Regions from separate parts of the Homo sapiens genome. Here region 1 is linked to region 2. Evidence: read pairs that join two places in POLR2A ChIA-PET (ENCODE). Cell type or tissue: endothelial cell of umbilical vein. All regions are shown on one strand. Each heading gives the region's core, and the rest is flanking DNA. Links, peaks and the distances in the headings are about the cores only.

Region 1 (11,232 bases), core at 3,131-8,130, 140 kb after region 2:
CCCAATAAAATTATAACCAATGTCTAAAACTGGTACATTTTCTAGATTTTGTGTGATTTGGACATACACCTTGTTACAAAATATCACTGTTTTCAGTTCTGAAAATAAGGAGTCTGAAACTCTTTAATATTAAACAGTTTTTCTGAGTTGTAAGTGACCTTTGATATCCTCTATTCAACTGCTGCCCGATGTATAAACTGTCTTTATCATACCCTCTTCTAGGGGTGGTGGACGTCACCTTTCAACAACTCTGACTTTTGAGTGTTTTCCTTACAATGTGCCAGGAATTTCTCTCCCAATTCTTACACATATTGGGTCTTGTTCTATTTTCAAAAGTCATTCAGAATAAACTTCAACACAAAAGATGATCTGCTTCTGGAAATAGGCAGATAGATCGATGGTAATGATGTTGGAAATATAGATACCTGTAGGGCAAATGACCCCAAAAGGAAGCTCAAGAAGAATGATGTACCAAGTGTTGTTGGGGGAATGGAGGGAAGGAAGCCAGGGTAGAGACACAGAAGTGGAACACACATGATACATGTTAGAGAGACTGTGAAGTGTCTGATAAAGGAGAAACTAGCAGCAGGGGGCTGAGCTATGCAAAACACGGAGGACAATGGAAGGGATTTTTGGCTGTGGGAATCAGGGTGGCTAGAGTTAGAAGCACATGGTGGGGAGAGGAGCAGGTGTTGCTCAAATTAGAACAGTTTTTCAATTTTTTTCCATTCTATTATCTGTCAGCATGGGCTTTGTTTCTTCAAGGATCTTCATGATCTTAGCTCCTAACTCTCTTGAATCTTGTAACTCTTTATACTTCCTCCATCAACACTCTGGGAAAAGCCATCATTTCCCATCTAGATTATTGTGGTTTCATTTTAATGATGTATTTGGCATTTCCATATCCCCTCTCGAAACCTGCTCTTCCATCCATTCTCTGCACTGCAACTACAGTGATCTTTTAGTAATCAATATTTAATCATCTAACTTTTTAGATTAAAGTCTGTGTTAGTTTTCTGGGGCTGCTGTGACTAAATACCATTGCCTCTGGTAGATTAAAACAATAGAGATTTGTTCTCTCACAGTTCTAGAGGCTAGAAGTCAAATATCAGGGTGTCAGCAGGGTTGGTTCCTCCTGGAGGCTCTGAGGGAGAGTCTGTTCATGCCTCTCTCCCAGCTTCTGGTGGTTGTGGGCAATCTTTATTGTTCCTCATCTGGTAGATGCAACACTTCAGTCTCTGCTTCTGTCTTCATGTGGCTGTGTTCTAGAGGCATTGGTTTCCACCCCTTTGCAAATCTGTGTCCAAATTTCTCTCTTCTTATAAGGACACCAGCCATCAGGTTAAGGCCCACTTTAATCCACTATGGCCTTGTCTTTTTGATTACATCTGCGTAGATGACTCTATTTTCAAATAAGGTCACATTCTGAGGTTTAAGGTGGGCATAAATTTTTGGGGAACACTATTCAACCCCACACAAATCCTCTCTTCATTTAGTAAATATTGATTGAGTCCCTACTCTGTTTCAGGAATTCCAAAGCCCATTGATGACTTCCCAAAAGTGATGACTGAGCTGATTTTCAAAGGGCAATAGACAAGTAGAAGAAGCATCCAGGATGAGGACACCATGAATGAGCCAATGTAGGCAGGAGCCTGGCACATTGAAGAAGCAAGATGAAGCCCCTGGGGAAAGTAGGCATGGGAAGAAGAGCTAATCAGCATTTATCAAAGGATAAATTTGGCTACCTACATTGGCTCATGATGTCCTCTTCCAGGATGCTTCTCCTACTTGTCTGTTGTCCTTTGGATGTCATCTCAGCCATCACTTTTCTGGAATAAGGCACCCTGTTATATGCACTCATAGAATTCTGTTCCCTTCCTCTATAACTCGTATGATGATTTATAATTACTCATTAATTAATATGATTAACATTTGTCATCTCCTTGACCTAATACACAGGGATCTTGTTTCCTTTACCTCACCACTATATTCCTGGAGCTTAGTACTATGTCTGGCACATCGTGGGTGGCCACTAAATATTTGTTGAAAAAATGAAGTCACACCTGGCATTGAAGCTAGGGGCACCTCCTGGCAAAAGCCAGAATAACTGGGTGTAAAGCTGAAAGTAGTGACTATGCAGTGTATTCCTGACTTGCCTATTTGTATAGAACTTGTGTCTAAGATTCCTGATGAGGTGGTTGACTAGTCTGTGTTCTGGTCACAGGTTTATCTGAGCTACAAACATGGACTGGACATGGCCCTTGAGTCCTGATTTTCCACACCCAACCTATGGTCACATCCTGGAGATTCTGCCTCTCCCACGTCTCTCAGTCTGTTCACCTCTCTCCATGTCAGCTCTTCCTGCCCTTATGGAGACCTTTATCATGTCTTGTCTCCAAACCAGGCTCCTTGCAGAGATGACGGCCCCCTTTCAATCCATTCTCTACATTGTAGGCAAATCAGTTTTTATAAAATGCAAGTTTGAATACATCATTGTATTATCTTGATAGGGCTGCAGTAACAAAGTACCACAAACAGAATGGCTTAAACAACAGAAGTGTATTTGTATTGTCTCACAGTTCTGGAGGCTGGAAGTCCGAAATTGAGGTGTTGTCAGGATTGGTTCCTTCTGAGGGCTGTGATGGAAGGATCTGTTCTGAACCTTTCTCTCTGGCTTGTAGATAGCTGTCTTCTCTCTGTGTCTCTTCATATTGCCTTCCTTTATGCACATGTGTTTCTGTTTCTGTATTCAAACTTCTCCTCTTTATAAGGACACCAGTCGTGTTGGATTATGACCCACCCTCATGACCTTATCTTAACTTGATTATCTCTCTAAAGGGCCCATCTCCAAATAATGCCACATTCTGAGGTACTAGGGGTTAGGACTCCAACATATTTTTTTTGGAAGGGGCACAATTCAGCCATAACAGTGATGTTTGTGCTGCACAAGCTTCTCCATGGCCTGCAGACTTAAAGCTAATCTCCTTCCCATGATGGGCTCCTGCTGGGCTCTGCTCCATCTTTTGCCTTTCTCCCTGACTTCTTGCATTCCATGTGCCCATTGTAAAATATTTCTTGCTGCTTCTTGCCTTAGGGACTTACTATTCCATCTGCCTGAAAATGCCCGTTCCCTCTCTCTGTTAGCCCTGGTGATTAGTCCTCACCCTTTGCCTCAGATTAGATATTGCATCCTTTTGGAAGCCTTCCTGATGTTCCTCCACGATAGGCAACCCTCTCACACACACGACCTGGAACTAAATCAGTACTTACAACACTGTCTTCCCCACTAGACTGTGAGCTGCCTGAATACAAGAACTGTGTCTGGTTCCTTGTTACCCCATCCCACCTGGCATGGTGCCTGGGACACAATGGTCCCTTGATAAATATTTTCGAGATGAAATAATGCTTAGATGGACATTTATAATTATGAACAGATGTAAAGAAGAAATGCAACAGACCTCAAGCCACTATCTAAAGAGCAGCATTCCATTTAAGTCACTACAGATGGGACAGAGACCAACCAGAATGGCGGGAACCCCTCTCCTTGAAGGTGCCTCTTGGTCTCTTACAGCTTCAACTTTAAAACAGACTCCTAGGGACTCTGAGTTGGAGAAATTCCTAGAGATCCATTAGGATCATTTTAAAGAAGGGAGAAATTGGAGCATGATGGGAGGAAGAACCTTAATTATCCTGACATTTTTATTGTTAGTCAAGACTGGTACCTGGACTTCTTGGCTTCTCCATGAAAAGAGTAAATGGTTTGCCTGTAATAGAGGTCATGTGCATGGAGGTTAAGAGAATGGGTGCTGGTCCACTTTTTAGGTATATGGTCCTGCCTCTTATCAGGCAAGTGATCTAGGGCAAGTCACCTAACCTCTCTGTGACACGGTTTCTCCATCTGTGAAGTGGGGACAATGGGAGTACCTATCTCAAAGTTGAGAAGATTTGCTGAACAAAAGCATGTTAAAGCACAATGCCCAGCAGGTGGTCAACATCCCCATCCCCAAATGTTAGTATTTATACTATGAGGAAGAGAAAATATTTTAGTAAAGTAACCAGTCATAGCTAAATCTTGGAAGCCTGCCTGGTCTGCACTTAGATTAACCAAACATGTAAAAATCAGAGGTTTAGTCATAGTGACCCCTCATTCCTTTCTGTACACATGGATAGTGCTTGATTTCATTGGGTTCATTTGGACAATAACACATGAATAAGCCTTTCCTGATTCACTGGGGTCTTATCAAAACACTCAGAGTGATTTTTTGCCCATGTTTGACTCATGGACATTTTGGAACCCACCATTCTCCCATGGAGGGCAGTGAGGAAGGCATACATGATAGACGGGGCTATTTAGTCATGGCGCCTCCTGTGTCCAGATGTTTTATTTCCACTGTCCAGAAGCAGAAGCCTTTTCCACACTGTGTCTGCAAATTTATTCAGAAACCACACTTCAGCTGAAGGCTCCAGCCACCTGACATTTCCCACTCATTAACTCCCTAGGGGAGAACAAGGATACAAGAAGAGGGAAGCAGAGTGACAGTGGTCATAGGTTTTCCTGATACTGCTTCAGATCCCTGACTCATTCCCCACCTCTGGTCCCCAGCACCATCCTAACTTCCCATCCTAGCAGACAGAGTGACCCAGAACCACTGAGTGAGGACCTGTGTGGTCTGGAGACCCTGTCCCAACTGTAATGCTTTAACCTTCCTTTGCCAGGCCTCCTTAGGGCCCTTTGTGCTCCAAGGGAACAGGGTAGTCTCTCTCCCAGCTCTTCCCTCAGGGAACTCTGCTCTATGACTTCTCCAATTTGTTTTGTTTTGTTTTGTTTGTTTCTTTTTTTTTTCTCTGAGATAGAGTCTGGCTCTGTCACCCAGGCTGGAGTGCAGTGAAGTGATCTCCGCTCACTGCAACCTCTGCCTCCTGGACTCAAGTGAGCCTCTCACCTCAGCCTCCTGAGTAGCTGTAACTACAGACATGTGCCACCACACTTGGCTAATTTTTGCATTTTTTTTTGGTACAGACAGGGTTTTGCCATGTTGCCTAGGCTGGTCTCAAACTTTTGGGCTCAAATGATCCACCCGCCTTGGTCTCCCAAATTGCTGGGATTACAGGCGTGAGCCATCATGCCTGGTCAACCTTTTCCAAGCTTAGCAAGCAAAGGACAGCCCAAGGAGATGGAGCATGTCATTGCCTCTTCCCTAGTACTGAGAATATTCCCAGAGCTTTCATGGTCATATCTCAGAGGTGTGACTCAGCTTCCCCATTTGTAGGTAACTCAGGTTGAGGAACAGGAGTGAGTATTTTGGAATATGAGGGATGTCTATAAAAGTGAAATGCTATTTTGTCTTTTGGTATGGGATAGCTTAATATTGGGGGACAATAGTTTTCAGGTAATGGAATAGTGTGGCTTGGTTGTGTGTGTGTGCGTGTGTGTGTGTGTGTATTTATGCTAGTCCAGGGACAAGTGATGAAGGTAGATTAGAGTTATGTTGGTTTACAAATTCTATCAGGTTCTTTGGATTCTCGGGATATTGACAATGTCGGGGGCTCTTTAAGTGCTGAATTTTCAGCATGTAGTAAGAATAGTTTTACATGATTTATCTATTGGGGAAACTCTAAGAATTGTTCCAGTTTTAGTTGCAATAGTGGCCCTCCAGCTCCTTCCAGTTACTGGCCTCTGACAGAGCAGGAGTACTGTTATCTTGGACAAACAGCTCCACTTTAAGTTCCAGCTCCCTTTCTAACCTCATGCATTTCAAGGAAATCACTTATCTTCTAACAATAAGCAGCCAGAAAGAGCAGACGGTAAAACACAGATAAGACAGCTTGGGCACAGAGAGAGGGGGAAAGTCTCTTGGGTAACCACCAAACTTCACACTCACAATGGGCCCCAGTAAAACAGTGGGTCCTAATAAGTACATTCCTTTCCCTTTAGGTGCACGAAGATAGGGAAGCTAAAAGCAGACTCAGGGGGTATGCCTGCAGCTGCAGGAAGATGTGTGGGAACAGACACAAAAACCCTCCCTCCCAGATAAGCAAGACAGACAAACATTCCAAGCCCGTGATAAGCTCTTCTGCCTTGAACCCTTAAAACCTCTCAGTCTGTAAGAGAGAATGCCTCTGACCTAACTTGGCCAGAAGCCCCTCTCAGGTTTATTCTCCAAAATAAACCTCTCTTTGACTGTTGAGCCACTTTTTGTGTTTCTTTCTTCTTTCTTTAATTCTTGTAGCCTCTGTTACTGGGCATGGAGTCATCTGTCTTCTATGGAGCACCTCTGTCTTTTGGTCAAAGAGGGAAAATGAAATCCTGGCCCTATGGATACTGGGAAGCATACTCAAGTATCTCTGTACGTATCAAATGAGACAAGGGCTTGTTCAGGAGAGACACTAGACTTTCTGTTAATCTATACTTTGGGATTCCTGGAAGTTGCATTCTGAGATGCTCCAGATTCACATGAAAAAAAAAACAAGCCAAGTGCTTGACTGGCTGGGTTTCTTTCCTCCGCTCCTCCTTCCTTTCCTTATTTGCTCTCTCCTTTCCTTTCTTCCTTCCTTCTCTTTCTTTTCTTTTTCTGTCTCATCCTGTTCTAAAAACAATAGGGTTGTTTAGAAGGATACATACAACAGACAAGATAAAATAAATTAAAAATAGTCGAGGCTGAGTGCTGTGGCTCACATCTGTAATCTCAGCACTTTGGAAGACCAAGGCGGGAGGATTGGTTGAGCCCGATGAAGGGAGCCAGCCCCTGCACACCTGTGGGTATTTCTTGTCAGGTGGGATGAGAGACTGAGAAAAGAAATAAGACACAGAGACAAAGTATAGAGAAAGAACAGTGGGCCTAGGGAACTGGCACTCAGCCTGCGGAGGACTTGCACTGGCACCGGTCTCTGAGTTCCCTCAGTATTTATTGATTACTATTTTCACTATCTCAGCAAGGGGAATGCGGCAGGAGAACAGGGTGATAGTGGGGAGAAGGTCACCAAGAAAACATATGTGCAAAGGAATCTGTGTCACAAATAAATTCAAGGGAAGGTACTATGCGTGGATATACACGTAGGCCAGATTTATGCTTTTCTCCACCTAAACATCTTAGTGGAGTAAAGAGTAACAGAGCAGTATTGCTGCCAGCACGTCTTGCCTCCCACCATAGGGCAGTTTTTCTCCTACCTCAGAATAGAACAAATGTACAATCGGGTTTTATACTGAGACATTCAGTTCCCAGGGGCAGGCAGGAGACGGAGGCCTTCCTCTTATCTCAACTGCAAGAGGCCTTCCTCTTTTACTAATCCTCCTCATCACAGACCCTTCACGGGCGTCAGGCTGGGGGATGGTTAGGTCTTTCCCATCCCAAGAGGCCATATCCAGGCTATCTCAGTAGGGAGAAACCTTGGACAATACCTGGCTTTCCTGGGCAGAGGTCCCTGCGGCTTTCTGCAGTGCATTGTGCTCCTGGTTACTCGAGAATGGAGAATGGTGATGACTTTTACCCAGCATACTGCCTGTAAACATACTGTTAACAAGGCACATCCTGCACAGCCCTAGATCCCTTAAACCTTGATTCCATACAACACATGTTTCTGTGAGCTCAAAGTTGGGGCAAAGTTACAGATTAACAGCATCTCAAGGCAAAACAATTTTTCAGGGTACAAGTCAAAATGGAGTTTCTTATGTCTTCCTTTCTACATAGACACAGTAACAGTCTGACCTCTCTTTCTTTTCCATACACCCAGGAGTTTGAGACCAGCTTGGGCAACAGAGCAAGACGCCGTGTCTACAAAAAAAAAAAAAAAAAACAAGCGATAATAAGTAAAAAAAAAAAGTAGGGTAAGAACAAGATGACGTTTCTGCAAGGTGAGTATACAAAATCAGTGGGAAGGCGGGGTCTTATGTAGGGATTGATGAGACACAACAGGCTTCACCCAGCACCACAATTTATATAGCTTTACAGTAGTACAAATGATGGGCACCACACTATGCACTGCAACAGCACCGTGGAGGCCTTGCTTATCCTCTGCTCATCTTCCTGTATCTACAATCATTTCACACTGGAATATGAATGGTCACAGAGACAGCCAGACTATCTCAGCTTGGGCATTGCACCAGATCTGGGGCTTGTTTGGCTTTTACATCTTGATGGTCATGTAGCCCTCTCTGAGATGTATTTCTTTATTTTAGTTTATTTTTTTCTGAGACAGAGTCTCGCTCTGTCGCCCAGGCTGGAGTGCAGTGGTGCGATCTCGGCTTACTGCAAGCTCTGCCTCCTGGGTTCACGCCATTCTCCTGCCTCAGCCTCCCGAGTAGCTGGGACTACAGGTGCCCACCACCATGCCCAGCTAATTTTTTGTATTTTTAGTAGAGACAGGTTTTCGCCATGTTAGCCAGGATGGTCTCGATCTCCTGACCTCGTGATCCTTCCGCCTCGGCCTTCCAAAGTGCTGGGATTACAGGCATGAGCCACCGCGCCCGGCCTATGAGATGTATTTCTATCTATCATTTTTCTGTGCAGCTGCCTCTTGTCAATTACTAGCAATTGCTGGTTATCCAGTTACTAGTTAACAAATCAACAAAGAGGTGCAGCATGCTGGTTCACTATATAGCCGGATCCTAGTTTATCATAGATCGGGTATGCTGTACATTCTTTGAATTACTGTTGCGTGAAATAAAACTGAGAGTCAAGTCCTCAGGTTTTCTTGAGGCTGAAAAAAAGATTATACTCCATCTGTTAATCTTTCCTCCCAGTTTACCTCTGACTTTTGTCAATACTTCTTTGCCATATGTTCCTTGGGCATTTAAAAGATAATTATATATATTAATTGACAAATAATAATTGTATATATTTATGTGGTACAATGTGATGTTTTGATCTATGTATACATTGTAGAAAGGTTAAATCAAGCTAATTACCATATCTAACATTTCATCTACTTATCATTTAAAAAATAATTCTTGGCCGTGCATGGTGGCTCATGCCTGTAATTCTCAGCAATTTGGGAGGCTGAGATGGGCAGATCACTTGACACCAGGAGTTTGAGACCAGCCTAGGCAACGTGGCGAAACTCCGTCTCTACTAAAAATACAAAAATTAGCTGCGCTTGGTGGTGCACACCTGTAGTCCCAGCTACTAGGGCGGCTGAGGCACGCAAATCACTTGAACCTGGAAGGTGGAGGTTGCAGTGAGCCAAGATTGCACTTCTGCACTCCAGCCTGGGTGACAGAGCAAGACACTGTCTCAAAAAAAAATCTTTAAAAAGTTTTATTTAATTGTAATTGACAAATAATAAACATATATATTTGTGAGGGTATAATGTGATGTTTCTACACACGTACACATTATGTAATGATCAAGTCAAGCTAATTATCATATAATCACCTCAAATGCTTATCATTTCTTTGTGGTGAGAACATCTAAAATCTACTCTTTCAGCCATTTTGAAATCTGTAATACGTTGGTGTTCACTATAGTCATCATACTGTGCAACAAATCCCGGAACCAGTCCTCCTGTTGAACGGAAACTATGTACCCTTTAAGCAGTGTTTTGCTTTTCCCTGTCCATTCCCCCATCCCCCTCCTCTGCTAACCACTGTTCTACTCTTTACTTCTATGAATTTGACTGTTTTAGATTTCACATATAAGTGAGATCATGTGGTATCTGCTTTTCTGTGCCTGGCTTATTTCACTTAATATAATGTCTCCTAGATTCACCCATGTTGTCACAAATGACAAAATCACCTAGTTTAGAAAGTGATCCTTAATGTAGTAACTTCTATAACATTTTATGCACAAAAATACATTTTAAAACTCTGCAACCATGAGGACCATATTATTCAATGAGCAGTTGGAATTCTTTCCCAAGAATCACATTGAGCCATGAGTATATTTACTTAAAAATTTCTGATATATCTTTTTTAGTTGGACTATCTTCTCTCTTCCCTTTTTCTCCACTATCACCTGCATTATTATTATTATTATTATTATTATTATTATTATTATTATTATTATTTTGAGATGGAGTTTCGCTCTTGTTACCCAGGCTGGAGTGCAATGGCGCGATCTCAGCTCACTGCAACCTACACCACCCGGGTTCAAGTGATTCTCCTGCCTCGGCCTCGTGAGTAGCTGGGATTACAGGCATGCGCCACCAAGCCCAGCTAATTTTGTATTTTTAGTAGAGATGGGGTTTCTCCATGTTGGTCAGGCTGGTCTCCAATTCCCAACCTCAGGTGATCCTCCAGCCTTGGCCTCCCAAAGTGCTGGGATTACAGGCGTGAGCCACCATGCCTGGCCTCACCTGCATTTTTACAGGCTTCAACAGAGGTGTTGAGCTGCATATGTCACTTTTTAAAAGCTAAATTTACTTCTTTCTTTGGCCAATAGATCTCCATGAGTATTGCATCAACTGGAAGTTTTAGTTTGACTTCTCAAAATACCTTTTTATTCTGGCAACCATTTTCATTTATTTTTTATAAAGTAGCCTACAAATTCTTTATTACCTGTAGCAGAAAGATTAGACAATGTTCAGGACATTAATATAATCATGTCAATTTCCTAGCCTTCTCAGCAAAAATACCATTTTCTCATACACATTTCCCATAACTGGTGTAATTACTGGAGGTCATTGCTCAGTAAAGTCCAGGTTCCCTCTGGTCTGGGGGCATAATTACACTTCACCCACCAAGGAGTAATTTTTTTTTTCTTTGAGACGGAGTCTCGCTCTGTCGCCCAGGCTGGAGTGCAGTAGTGCGGTGTTGGCTCACTGCAAGCTCCGCCTCCCGGGTTCACGCCATTCTCCTGCCTCAGCCTCCCGAGTAACTGGGACTACAGGTGCCTGCCACCACGCCCGGCTAATTTTTTGTATTTTTAGTAGAGACAGGGTTTCACCGTGTTGGCCAGGATGGTCTTGATTTCCTGACCTTGTGATCCACCTGCCTCAGCCTCCCAAGGTGCTGGGATTACAGGTGTGAGTCACCGCGCCCAGCCCAAGGAATAAGTATTAGAGTAACTCAGGTTCCAGGTATCACTGTGGAGCACTGCCCATCTGTCCACAATTGGTAGAGTTTGAGCCGGTTAAGGATCAACTTTGGGTCATCCAAGGTAATACCAATTGTATCACAGAGTCAAAACTCCTTTCAACTTTTTGACACTGTTGCTCTGAGGGAGTAGCAGTAAATGGCATGCTTACCAGTCATCTTGCCATATGCCATAGGTTAGGTTGGCCATAGTGTTCCCATAA
Region 2 (11,232 bases), core at 2,621-7,620:
TTTTCATGTGCTTGTTGGCCATTTGTATATCTTCTGTAGAAAAATGTCTATTCAAGTCCTTTGCCCATTTTATAATTGGATTGTTTGTTCTTGTGTTACATGATTTCTTTATATATTCTGGATATTAGACTCTTATCAGATACATGGCTTTCATCTTTTTTAATTGCAAAAATAACATAAGTTTATCCCAAAAATTCAGATCCTACAGAAGTATAACGAAAAGTTCATTTATTGTTCCCCAGTTGTTCTTCCCAGAAGTAACCATTGTCAGTATATCCTTCCAGATTTCAAAAGATGAATATGCAAACCTAAATAAATATATTATATATATATATATATTTAGTTTACATAAGTGGGATGAAATGTCTACAATACCACAACTTGTTTTTTTCCCCCTTTGACTTAATATCTTGTGTACTTTTTAATTTTATCTTTTTGAGACAGGCTTTTACTTTGTCACTCAGGCTCGAGTACAGTGGCACAATCACAATTAGTGGCCCTAACCTCCTGGGCTCAAGCGATCCTCCCACTCAGCCTCCTGAGTAGCTGGGACTACAGGCATGAGCCACCAAGCCTGGCTAATTTTTAAATTTTTTGTAGAGATGAGGTCCCACAGTGTTTCCCAGGTTTTTCTTGAGCTCCTGGGCTCAAGCAATCCTCACCTCAGCTTCCGAAAGTTGTGTACGTATTTTCATGGTGATCGCATTGTTCTTTTGGCTGCCTAGAAATGCCCTTTTGAGATGGATTTAATACAGAGGAGGAAACTAGGGATCCGAAAGTTTAAGTAACTTGCTCATGGTCATAGATTAGTAAGTGAAGGAGCCGTTATTCAAACTTGAATCTGTCTGTTTCCAAAGCCCGGGCTCTTGCCATGTAATCACATTTGCTCCTTGGGCTGCCGACGTGAAACCTACTTCCTTTCAGTGGCCTGCCTGTGCTAGCTGCTATATTGCCTTGTGGATCTTGTTACAGAGTAGTGTCTATAGTTTGTACATTCCAGGAAGTACTGGTAATACCCTTTTCTACATCACACACACACACACAGAGTAGTGTCTGTAGTTTGTACATTCCAGGAAATACTGGTAATACCCTTTTCTAACACACACACACACACACACACACACACACACACACACCCTTTAGGGATATTGAAAGAAAAAAACTCTCAAAGATGAATGCCTCATGACCTGACTTGGGCTGGGGCAGCCACAAACTGCATTTGAGCAACTGCAGCTGCTTCTTTAGCCTTTTTATTCCCACTGCCTGCTTGCCATTGCTGCATTTGCAGAGTCATTCATTCTCCTGGTTTGTTCCAGTACACTGTTTCTTTCTACTTTCCAGGCCTGGGTAAGCCTTCATGCAGTTTTTGAACACCTGTCTTCTGCTCAGTGTTGCTTCCCACCTGGCCTGTGGCTTTTTAGGAGTGCATCTTGCTATTGCAGGTCCCAAGTGTGTGGAATGGGGCTCCTTCCCAGCGTAGATGTACCAATTGAAACACACAAGGATGTTCAGTCAAGAATCGAAAGCGTAGGATAGGCTGAAGAGCAAGTTGCCACCAACACTTATGCAAAAATTGCACCCAAAAGGACAGGCTACTCTTGTCTCTGCCCCTCCTCTCTTCTCCATGCCTTGTATCATGCACCTATTTATGGTACCTACCGGTTGACTACCACAGATCAGATCACTATTCCATTGCATTCCTCCATAAATTCCCTCTCTTCTTTCTCCTTACTGCTCTTGGACGTGTTGGGGAGTAGCATGAATTATATATCTAAGCCGGTCTTAATGTGAGAGTAGTACTGTTATTACCACCACTGGTAAGAATAGTTGCTAGATTTGTCTAGCACCAACAAGAGAGGAAATAGAGCAGAAGGCCTGGAATTTAGGAGTCAGGCTATACTGGACTCAAATCCTGTGTCTGCCAAGAACTTGTTGTGTGACCTTGGGCAGGTTACTTGATCTGTCTGAACCCCCACTTCCCACTTTTTTTTTTTTCCAGACAGGGTCTTGCTTTGTTACCCGGGCTGGGGTGCAGTGGCATGATCATAGCTCACTGCCACTTCGAATTCCTGGGCTCAAGGATCTTCCGGCCTCAGCCTTTCAAGTAGCTGGGAATACAGGCATGCCCCACTATGCCCAGCTAATTTTTTAAAAAAACCTTTGTAGCTGGGCACTCTCTCTCACACTTGTAATCCCAGCATCTTGGGATGCTGAGGCAGGTGGATCACCAGAGGTCAGGAGTTCGAGACCAGCCTGGCCAACATAGCGAAACCCCATCTCTACTAAAAATACAAAAATTAGCCTGGTGTGGTGGCACGTGCCTATAGTCCCAGCTACTCAGGAGGCTGAGGCAGGAGAATCACTTGAACCTGGGAGGCAGAGGTTTGCAGTGAGCCGAGATTATGCCACTACACTCCAGCCTGGGAGACAGACTGAGACTCATCTCAAAAAAAAAAAAAAAAAAAATTGTAACGATGGGGTCTCACCATGTTGTCCAGGCTGTCCACTTTCTAATCTGTAAAATCCAGGTACTAATACCACTAATGTCATAGGAATGTTATGAAGATTTACTGAGCTAATGCATGGAGAATGCATCAGCTCAGAGCTTGATACAGGGAAATGGCTCTGTAGCAGTTATCATTATTATTAGTACTGAAGGGGAGCAGATGACACTGGGGTCAGGTGGCTGGGCAAATATAAGTGGGCCTTGCTGTGATAATAATTTGGTCTCTCCTTATCTTCTTCTCTTGCTTTATTTTCTTCATACACTTTGTGTCACTTTATCTACTTAATTGTTTACTGTGTCTGTCTCTCTTTCACTAGAATGTGAGTGCTTTGAGAGGAGAGAGGAAGAGCTTTGTCAGTTTTGTTCATTGCTGTATTCCTAGGCCCTCAAACAGAGCCTAGCATGTAGTAAGTATGCAATAATGTAATCATTGTTTCTGGAACATTGTGCCAACTGTTGTTCCAGGTGCCATTTATGTATTAGCTAATATACTCGTAACAACTTTTGAGATCAGTATGTTATCTCTATCTTACAGATGAGGTAACTAAGTCACAGAGGAATGGGTTTTTTTGTGCCCAGTGTTACACAGTTAATAAGTAAAAGAACAGGCTGTCTTTCTCCAGAGCCTGGGCTTGTAGCCACTATGCTGTGTTCTCCCCCAGTAGGAAACATCACAATTACTTTTATTAATAATATTATTGATAACTTAAAATAGTTTATTACCTATATATGCAAAGTTCTTCAGCTGTCTTCTCTCATTTGCTCATAACACTGTGGAAAAATCCTGTATGGCCTCCCTCATCCCCCTGCACTTGACAGTTGAGGAAATAACAGATAATGTGTATTGAGTACATCCCATGTACCAGCACATTTATTAGCTTGTTTAATCCTCACAATAATTAAGTTGTTGTAAGAGGGACCGAATGGGAACAGAGGAGAACAGTGAAGTAAATGGTATTATACACATTTGACAGATGGAAAAACTGAGGCAGAGGTGAAATAACTTGCCCAGGGCCACAAAGCTAAAAACTGATAGATCTGGACCTCAAGCCCCAACAGTCTGACTTCAGAGCCCGTTCTCTTAAGTGCTTCACCTGACAACCTTGCGTTCAGAGAGGAAAAATTAAAGTCCACAGGTACTCAACTTGTAAGTGTCAGAGCTGGAATTGGAAATCAGGTTTGCTTTGACCACCAAACTTGTGCTTTTTCGCATGTATGATGGAGCTGAGGCAAGAGTTATGTCTACTCACCCCAAAACTTGGGTTTCCATCCTTCTGTGGCGACAGGGAAAGAGAAGACAAGTGACTTAAGACCACTCAGCTGGGAATGTGGAGCTGTGACCCCGACCTTAACCTCCTTTCTCATTTGGTCAGGCTGGGCTGTATTTCAGAATGGTATGTCTGGTTTAACCAGGCATCAGTCACAGAATGGTCCTTTGAAAGCAGGTGCCCAGTTGTGTCCCCAGAGAGAACCAAAATTACTACTGGTATTAGAAGTCCTTCCAAAATGTATGATTTCCTTGGGCTAAAGGGACACCTACAGAAGATCTAATGTCTTTATGAGACATTAATGTACGTAAAACAGGCTAGTGGGATGAGGCGAGGGTGGTGTCCCTAGAAGCATAGGAAATCTGGCTGGGCTACACAAACAAAAACATTTCCGTCAGGACCGGCAGCCCCAAGGCATGGGGCAGCTCCCACTGGCAAACAGTGAAGCAGGAACGTGGTGCTGCTGATTTCAGGCCCATGCTCCTGTAGGGGGGAGTCCCGGAAGCCCAGGGAGGAGGTGGCAAGGTTTCTGTCAGTGGCAATGTCAGGAATGTATCTTGATAGGCCATTCCTTGAAAGTGCAGCTTCCTTCTCCCTTAGCCTGCTCCCCACAGCTGCTGGAGCAGAATTCCTGTCCCCTGCTTTCCCCATTGCCTTCTGCTCTCCTCTGTTCCCATTCTGTTTCTCTCTGCTCACTATCTGCTCAGTTGCCTAAGCACCAAGTGGCTAAATCCTTTGTGACCATTTTCTCTCTCACCACTCGCATCCTATTCTCCCCAGGAGAGAAGTCCTGGAGATTCTGTAGTAAGAATAATTTACTCAGCTATCCTTTGTTGAGCTCTTACAATGCATACATATTGACAGCACGCCAAGTACTTATCCCCCATTATTTCATTTAATCCTCCCTTCCACCCTCTTTGTAATATTCTTACTCCCATTTTATGTAGGAGAAAACTGAGTTTGGAGAGGCTGAATAGCATACTCAAAATTCTGAAGCTAACAAGTGGCAGAGCTGGGATTTCAGCTTAGGTCTTTTTGGCCCTAAACCGTGTCCTTTCTACATTTTAAAGCCCCCTTCAAGTGTCCAAAGAGCCTTCTGAAGTTGAGTGTCTGTTGCATTAACAACTTTTTTGCTGTCATTACCTGAGCTGAGCCTGGCTTCCTCTGATATGCACCTGGTGTATAGCTTTGTACATGTGTTGCATTCTCATTGAAACAATAGGAAGTATCATTTCAGTCAGTGGGATTCTCTGTTGTGTGAGTTAGCAGTGGGGCATGCCCTCTGCTTATTGTTCATAGGAACATGCTCAAGGAATTTTTCAGGAAGGCCCCCATCCAGGATGTTACTGGAAGATCTGCCTGGTGGAGCTTGTACAAACAAAGTATGACCCTGCCAGCTCAGCCAAAACCCCTGCCTTGTGCTAGAGGCTCTCTGACCCTAGCGGAAAAGGCTTCCTCACCCAGCCAAGAAACTGCAACAGGGTGGGTCCTGAGCTCCCTGTCTACCTGCCTAAAGGCTCCTGGTCAGACTCTTGCCATGTATTTAGATCTGGTTTGTATATTGCTGTCTACACAAACTACAAATCTGATCAAGTTTCTTCTTATTTTAATGTAAAATATGCATTTTTAAAATGTACTGTTTTAGTCTTTTTTTTTTTTTTTTTTTAAGATGGGGTCAGGCCGGATGCGGTGGCTGACGCCTGTAATCCCAGCACTCTGGGAGGCCGAGGCAGGCAGATCACTTAAGATCAGGAGTTCGTGACCAGCCTGGCCAACATGGCGAAACCCCGTCTCTACTAAAAATACAAAAATTATCCAGGCATGGTGGCTTGTGACTGTAATCCCAGCTACTCAGGAGGCTGAGGCAGGAGAATCGCTTGAACCCAGGAGGCGGAGGTGGCAGTGAGCCGAGATCACACCACTGCACTCCAGCCTGGGTGACAGAGCAAGACTCCATCTCCAAAAAAAAAAAAAAAAAAAAAAAGATGGGGTCATGCTGTCTCATCCAGGCTAAAGTACAGTGGCATAATCATGGCTCATTGCAGCCTCAGACTCCTGGGCTCAAGTGATCCTTTCGCCTCAGCCTCCCAAGTAGCCGAGACTACAGGCGCATACCATGACACCTGGCTAATTTTATTGTGTGTTGTAGGGATGGGGTCTCACTGACTTGTCCAGGCTTGTATTTTAGTCATTTTTTAAGTGTACAGTTCAGTGACATTAAGTATATTCACATTGCTGTATAAGCAATCTCTAGAATGCTCTTCATCCTGCAAAGCTCTGTACCTATTAAACAACTCCCCACTTACCTCTTCCCCCAGCCCCTGGTAACTACTATTCTACTTTCCGTCTCTATGAATTTGGCAGCTCTTAAGAACTTCATGTAAGTGGAATCATACAATATGTGTCTCTGTGAGTCTGGCATATTTCACTTAGCATAATGTTTTTTATGCTAACTGTTTTTTATGCTAAGGTTCATCCATGTGATAGCACATATCACATTCTCATTTCTTTTTAAGGCTCAATAATATTATATGCATATACCATATTTTGTTTATTGAGCTGTCAGTGGATCTACTAAGACCTACTAAGACATTGAAGGGCTTACAAAGCCTTGCTCTTGCCAGCCTCTCCACCCTTCTCTTTTGGGATAGTCTTTGCCTTCTTCTTTCTATACTATCACCTTTTTTTCATCCTATAAGAGCTATATTCTTATATATGCTATTCCCTGTGGTGAGAATGATCTTCCACTATCCCCCCAACTCTTAGGCAACTTAAATATCACTTAGCCTCAGTATCTCCACATTTAGTTCCTGGGGTCCCACAAAGAAAGGTTGGTCAGACTCCTTTCCCCACTTAATTATTTTTGTAGAACCTCTATATGTCTTTATGGTGCATATTACCACTGTAATTTATTCATTAATTTGCATGTGTTTGTGTAATGACTGCCTTCCTTGCCAAATGGTAAACTCCTGTGTATTTAATGCTATCTCCCTTTTTTCTGTCATAATGTCTATAATGTAGGTGCCTAGTAAGTAGTTGTTGAATGAAGCTATAGATTGAATGAATGAATCCTGAAAAGAGAAAATTTCAGGGCTACATGCTGAGAGCGTTTGGATTTTAAAATGTCTGTGAGATGTTAAATTACCAGTGAGATCTCAAAAAGTCATCTTGCCATAGCATAGATCTTTGCTCTGTCATTCCTCTGTTGATTAAAAACTTTCATTATTTGAAGATGCTTCAGGGCTTCCAAAAATGTAACCAACAACAGCAGCAGAGACAGTTTACATTTCCTGAGTGTTTATTCTCTATCAGGCCTTGTACTGGATGCTTCCCATGTATTACCTCATCTAAATCTCACAATAACTCTGAAAGGGAGGTTCTGTTTCATTTGTTTGTTTTTAATTTCTGTTTCCAAATGAGAAGAGCAAGGCTCAGACGGTTTAAATAACTTGCATAGGGTCACTCAGCTTGTAAGTGGCAGGCCCAGAAGTGGGGTCGGATCTGAGTTTTGTAGCCTGGGATAGAGCCCACCGCTCCTCCTCATCAACTGAAGTAGTCTCTTTTTATCTGTTTTGCAAATGGGGCCTCTGCCTCAGTTTTCTTTGGAGCCAGGGGTTTGTGGCTAAAGAAGAATTTGAAAACTCCAGGCCTGTAGAGTATATTTGACTGGGATGTACCCTTTTCAGCTTCATGCTGTCCCTCCACTACATCTCCCACTGTGCTTCCCAAAATGCACTTTGCATTCTTCTGCAGCTAACAAGTTACTGTGCATCCATAAGGCGGTTTCCAAATCTCAAGATAGAAGTGTTGTGTTTTCTGTATGCTCCTTCCGCAGTAGATACTAGCAACAGTCATCCTCTTTCTACGTAGTGGCTGACAAGTTTGTCTCCACCACTAGTCTGAGCCTCTGGAAAAGGTGGGCCAGGTCTGCCTCTTCTGGAGCTCCTTGGTCTGGCCCAAGAACTGGCACAGAGCGTAGGAGGCTCAGTCAGTGCTTGATGGGTGAATGCACATCAACTTAAAGTGGGTACTCAGAACTAACCAGCTGAGTTCAGAAGCCTGGAATACAAACTCTAGTGCATACTCACAGAAACCCAGGAATGCAAGGTGGAGATGATCAGATGTATTAATCACATTTGGAAAAGAATGAAAATATTTCCATAATAAAATATGTTTATTTTCTAAAACAGATATGCCCTCATTGTTTCATGAGGAAGTAATTAAACATGTTTGATTAAAACATTCATAAACACTATCATTTATTCAAGGCTACTATATATGCTGCTCTCTTTATTGGTACTTTATCTGTTGTGTCTGCTTCTCCTAATCCTCCTGTAAGGTGTCTTTTTAAATCTTCATTTTAGAGATAAGGAAACTGAGGCTCACAGAGATTAAGTAACTTGCCCAAGGATAGTCAGCTTCTGAGCAATAGATACAGGTATGAACCTAGTCTGTCTGACTTCAAAACCAGTGCCTTGCCATCACCCTAACTGCTTCTGATCTTGTATTTTAGATACCTTTCAGCTCAGTACCCTGAACCAGCACACACATGCCCTTCTCCCCCTCAGCCCTCCCTGTGTCCAGCATGGTTTGTCTTCCTCCCTCCCTTTCTCCCTTCTCACTGCACTCCACTCTCCATTTCCTTGTAGTATCTTTTTGATTATTGCCTCTTTGCATCCTGAAATGGAAATATTTTTGACAATGTCAGTGATTGGACACGATTACATGTGGAAACTGGTGTTAATAGTGTGGTAATGTCACATTTGCATTAATAAATACAAAGTAATACATTTTATTAAGGCCAAATTACCTATATTATGATTTTGTTTTCTTTCTGTAGCCTTTAATTCTTAAGATTTTTTTGAGTCTCATTTTATATTTTTTAATGTATGTTTTTTCCTCCATTTAAAATATAACATTGTAGTGAAAAGAAAAGTTGATCAGATAATTTTTTTTCTTTGATTAAGCATTTTCTAAACAGTGAGATACCTATTTGAAATTATGTGAAATGCAATATTGAAATACTTCAGTATGTTCTTTTTGGAGAAGTTTATGAGGTTTCTTAAAGACTTAGATTCATTTATTTTCTGCCCCTCTTAGTATTTCAGCAGGATTAAGTTCTTGAATCAGTGGATCAAGTTTTAATTTTCCTGTTCCTTCCTTATACTGACATATGCTTTGGCAGAACAAAAAAGAGACCTAAACATGTCAGCATGATTTTTGTTCAATGAATTAAAAACCATAAAAGTAACAAGATCTGATCCAAATCCCTAAACTCCTGACATGGTGGTTTTGTGCTTTTTAGTCCCAAGCTTCATATTACTGACTTTGAAGAGCTTTCTGCCTGGAAGCAGAAGTAATGGCAGCAGTGCATAATTTACTTGAAATAGATTACAAGAGTAAAAAGAATACAGGCCAGAAAGATCGGGGTTTGAATCCCAGTTCTCTCACTCATGCTCATGGGCAAGTCACTTAACATCTGTGAGCCTGTTTCCTCATTTGAAGAGTTGTGAGGATTCAATGAAGTAACACACTTAAAGTACTCATGTGGCATAGAACGGTTTAATAATAGTAGTAATTAGACTCATTGTTGTTTTGAGAATACCTTCAAATAGCTGAATCCAAAAGGATTTACGTAAATACAACTGTTCACTTCAGAGCTTATTCTTTCTCAAAATTCTTTAATTTTTTTTCTCAGCAGAGAAAATGTAAGGTAGATGTTACTAAATCTTTAACAGCTGCTCATCACTATTCCACACTGAACATGTACCCAGAACTTAGGATTGTCCTTCCTTGAGCAAGAACCGTGTTGATTTGAGAGTAAGGAAGCATAAGCATGTCCATTTCAGGACCCAGGGGGCAGAGGAATGCTGTCATACTAAGACCATTGGCTTTTGTGACAGGCCAGCTTGGGTTTGACTGGGTCTGACTTTGTATAAGGTACCAAATTTCTTTGGGCCTCATTTTCTTCATCTGTAAAACGTGGTTCGTGACCTTGCAAGACTGTCTGTGATATGGCTTCCCAGCCTCTTTTCTTGTCACTCCTTTCTTTGTTATCAGTGCTCCAGCCAATTCCTTAAATGAAGCATGGGCTCTTGATGGTTTTGTCCTTTTCAGTCCCAAGCTTCATATTACTGACTGTGAAGAGCTTTCTGCCTGGAAGCAGAAGTAATGGCAGCAGTGCATGATTTACTTGAAATAGATTAGAAGAGTAGCAGAAAGAATACAGGCCAGAAATATTGGGATTTGAATCCCAGTTCTCTCACTGGGAAGTTTGGTACCTTCTACAAAGTCAAACCCAGTTTGCCCATGTTTGGGCAACTTAAAGCCTTTATACATGCGTTTTCCTCCTCCTGGAAATTCCAGGAGTTCAGCCCACAGAGAGGAAAGTTACAAACTGCTGAACTGGTTGACAGAGTGATGTTAAATTCTTGGCCAGCAGTTAATGTATAGAATGATTTTGTTGAATGTCTTTTGTCTTTTATCAGAGTAACCAGAGAGCACAGAGAAATGCTGGTGAAACTGGCCAAACAGAACACCAACAAGGCCAAAGACTCTTTACGGAAGGTTCGCACCAACTCAATGAACAAGCTGAAGAAATCCAAGGATACAGTCTCAGAGGACACCATTAGGCTAATAGAGAAACAGGTACTATTGCCAGCAATGTAGTAGTGTCTGTGTATTCAGCATAAGGAATCATTTGTTCATGTTTGAGGTGAGGACAGTTAAAACAGAATACCTCTGATCTTTCATTCACATTATCACCATTGTCTGAGTCTCTGTTCTGGGCCTAGCCTAATGCCAGATTCAGAGGGATCCATAGAGGAGGATAAGACACTTGTATTGTGTACCAGGTTTTGTGCTGAACACTTTATATTACTTCATTTACCCTCATCACTACAAAACTATGAGGTAGGTAGTAAGGAAACTGAGATTCAGGCAAGTTAAATAACTTGCCCGAAATCACACTGCTGGAAATTGGTAGAAATCGGATCCATACTTAGGCAGACGGATTTCAGAGCCTCTACGCTAATGCTCTCCTGTCTGGTTTTCCGGTTGCTGAGAATTGAGCACTTAGTGTTCTCAGTGTGCTGAGTAGTGGCACTTGAATAAGTCTTAAGCTGCTGGAGTAAAATAGTGAGAGACAAGGGGGAAAAGTGTAACCATATGTACAAAGGTAAGGTGATATAAAAACAATATTCAGTTAAGATCATTGGGGTTTGAACGTAGGATAAGACTAGGGAATGAATAAAGAAAACAGAGTGGCTAGATAATAGAAGGAAGGTCTCGTACACCAGGTTTAGGAGTTTGAACGTTAACATGTACAGACTGTCCCACATTGGCTGTGCATCTATATTAGTCATGTATGGCCACAATAATGGTACATAACTACCCCAAAACTCAGTGATCGACAATATCAAAGCATTATTTCTTGTTCTCATTTCCATGGGCCAGCTG

The links. ChIA-PET counts read pairs that join two places held together with the same protein. Peaks named below come from ENCODE experiments on the same cell type or tissue, not always from the same donor. Only the 100,000 strongest peaks of a DNase experiment are listed, where the experiment ranks them.
Region 1: POLR2A ChIA-PET joins it to region 2 with 5 read pairs; 2 of 35 experiments call an interaction of 5 or more read pairs at or near these places.

Annotation. Positions count from the first base shown.
Region 1 is chr9:122,441,199-122,452,430 of GRCh38, forward strand. It overlaps a transcript of OR1J2 not described here. Among named protein-coding and RNA genes, the nearest start is that of OR1J1, 31 kb to the right of the region's middle. In endothelial cell of umbilical vein, for the core only: no CTCF peak of the experiment used is centred there; DNase peaks (open chromatin) are centred at 4,193 and 5,793; H3K27ac peaks cover 1,702 bases.
Region 2 is chr9:122,302,965-122,314,196 of GRCh38, forward strand. MRRF (mitochondrial ribosome recycling factor) reads left to right here. Exons shown (of 7, transcript NM_138777.5): 6 at 10,263-10,422. Among named protein-coding and RNA genes, the nearest start is that of MRRF, 44 kb to the left of the region's middle. In endothelial cell of umbilical vein, for the core only: no CTCF peak of the experiment used is centred there; DNase peaks (open chromatin) are centred at 2,957, 4,177 and 5,137; H3K27ac peaks cover 2,916 bases.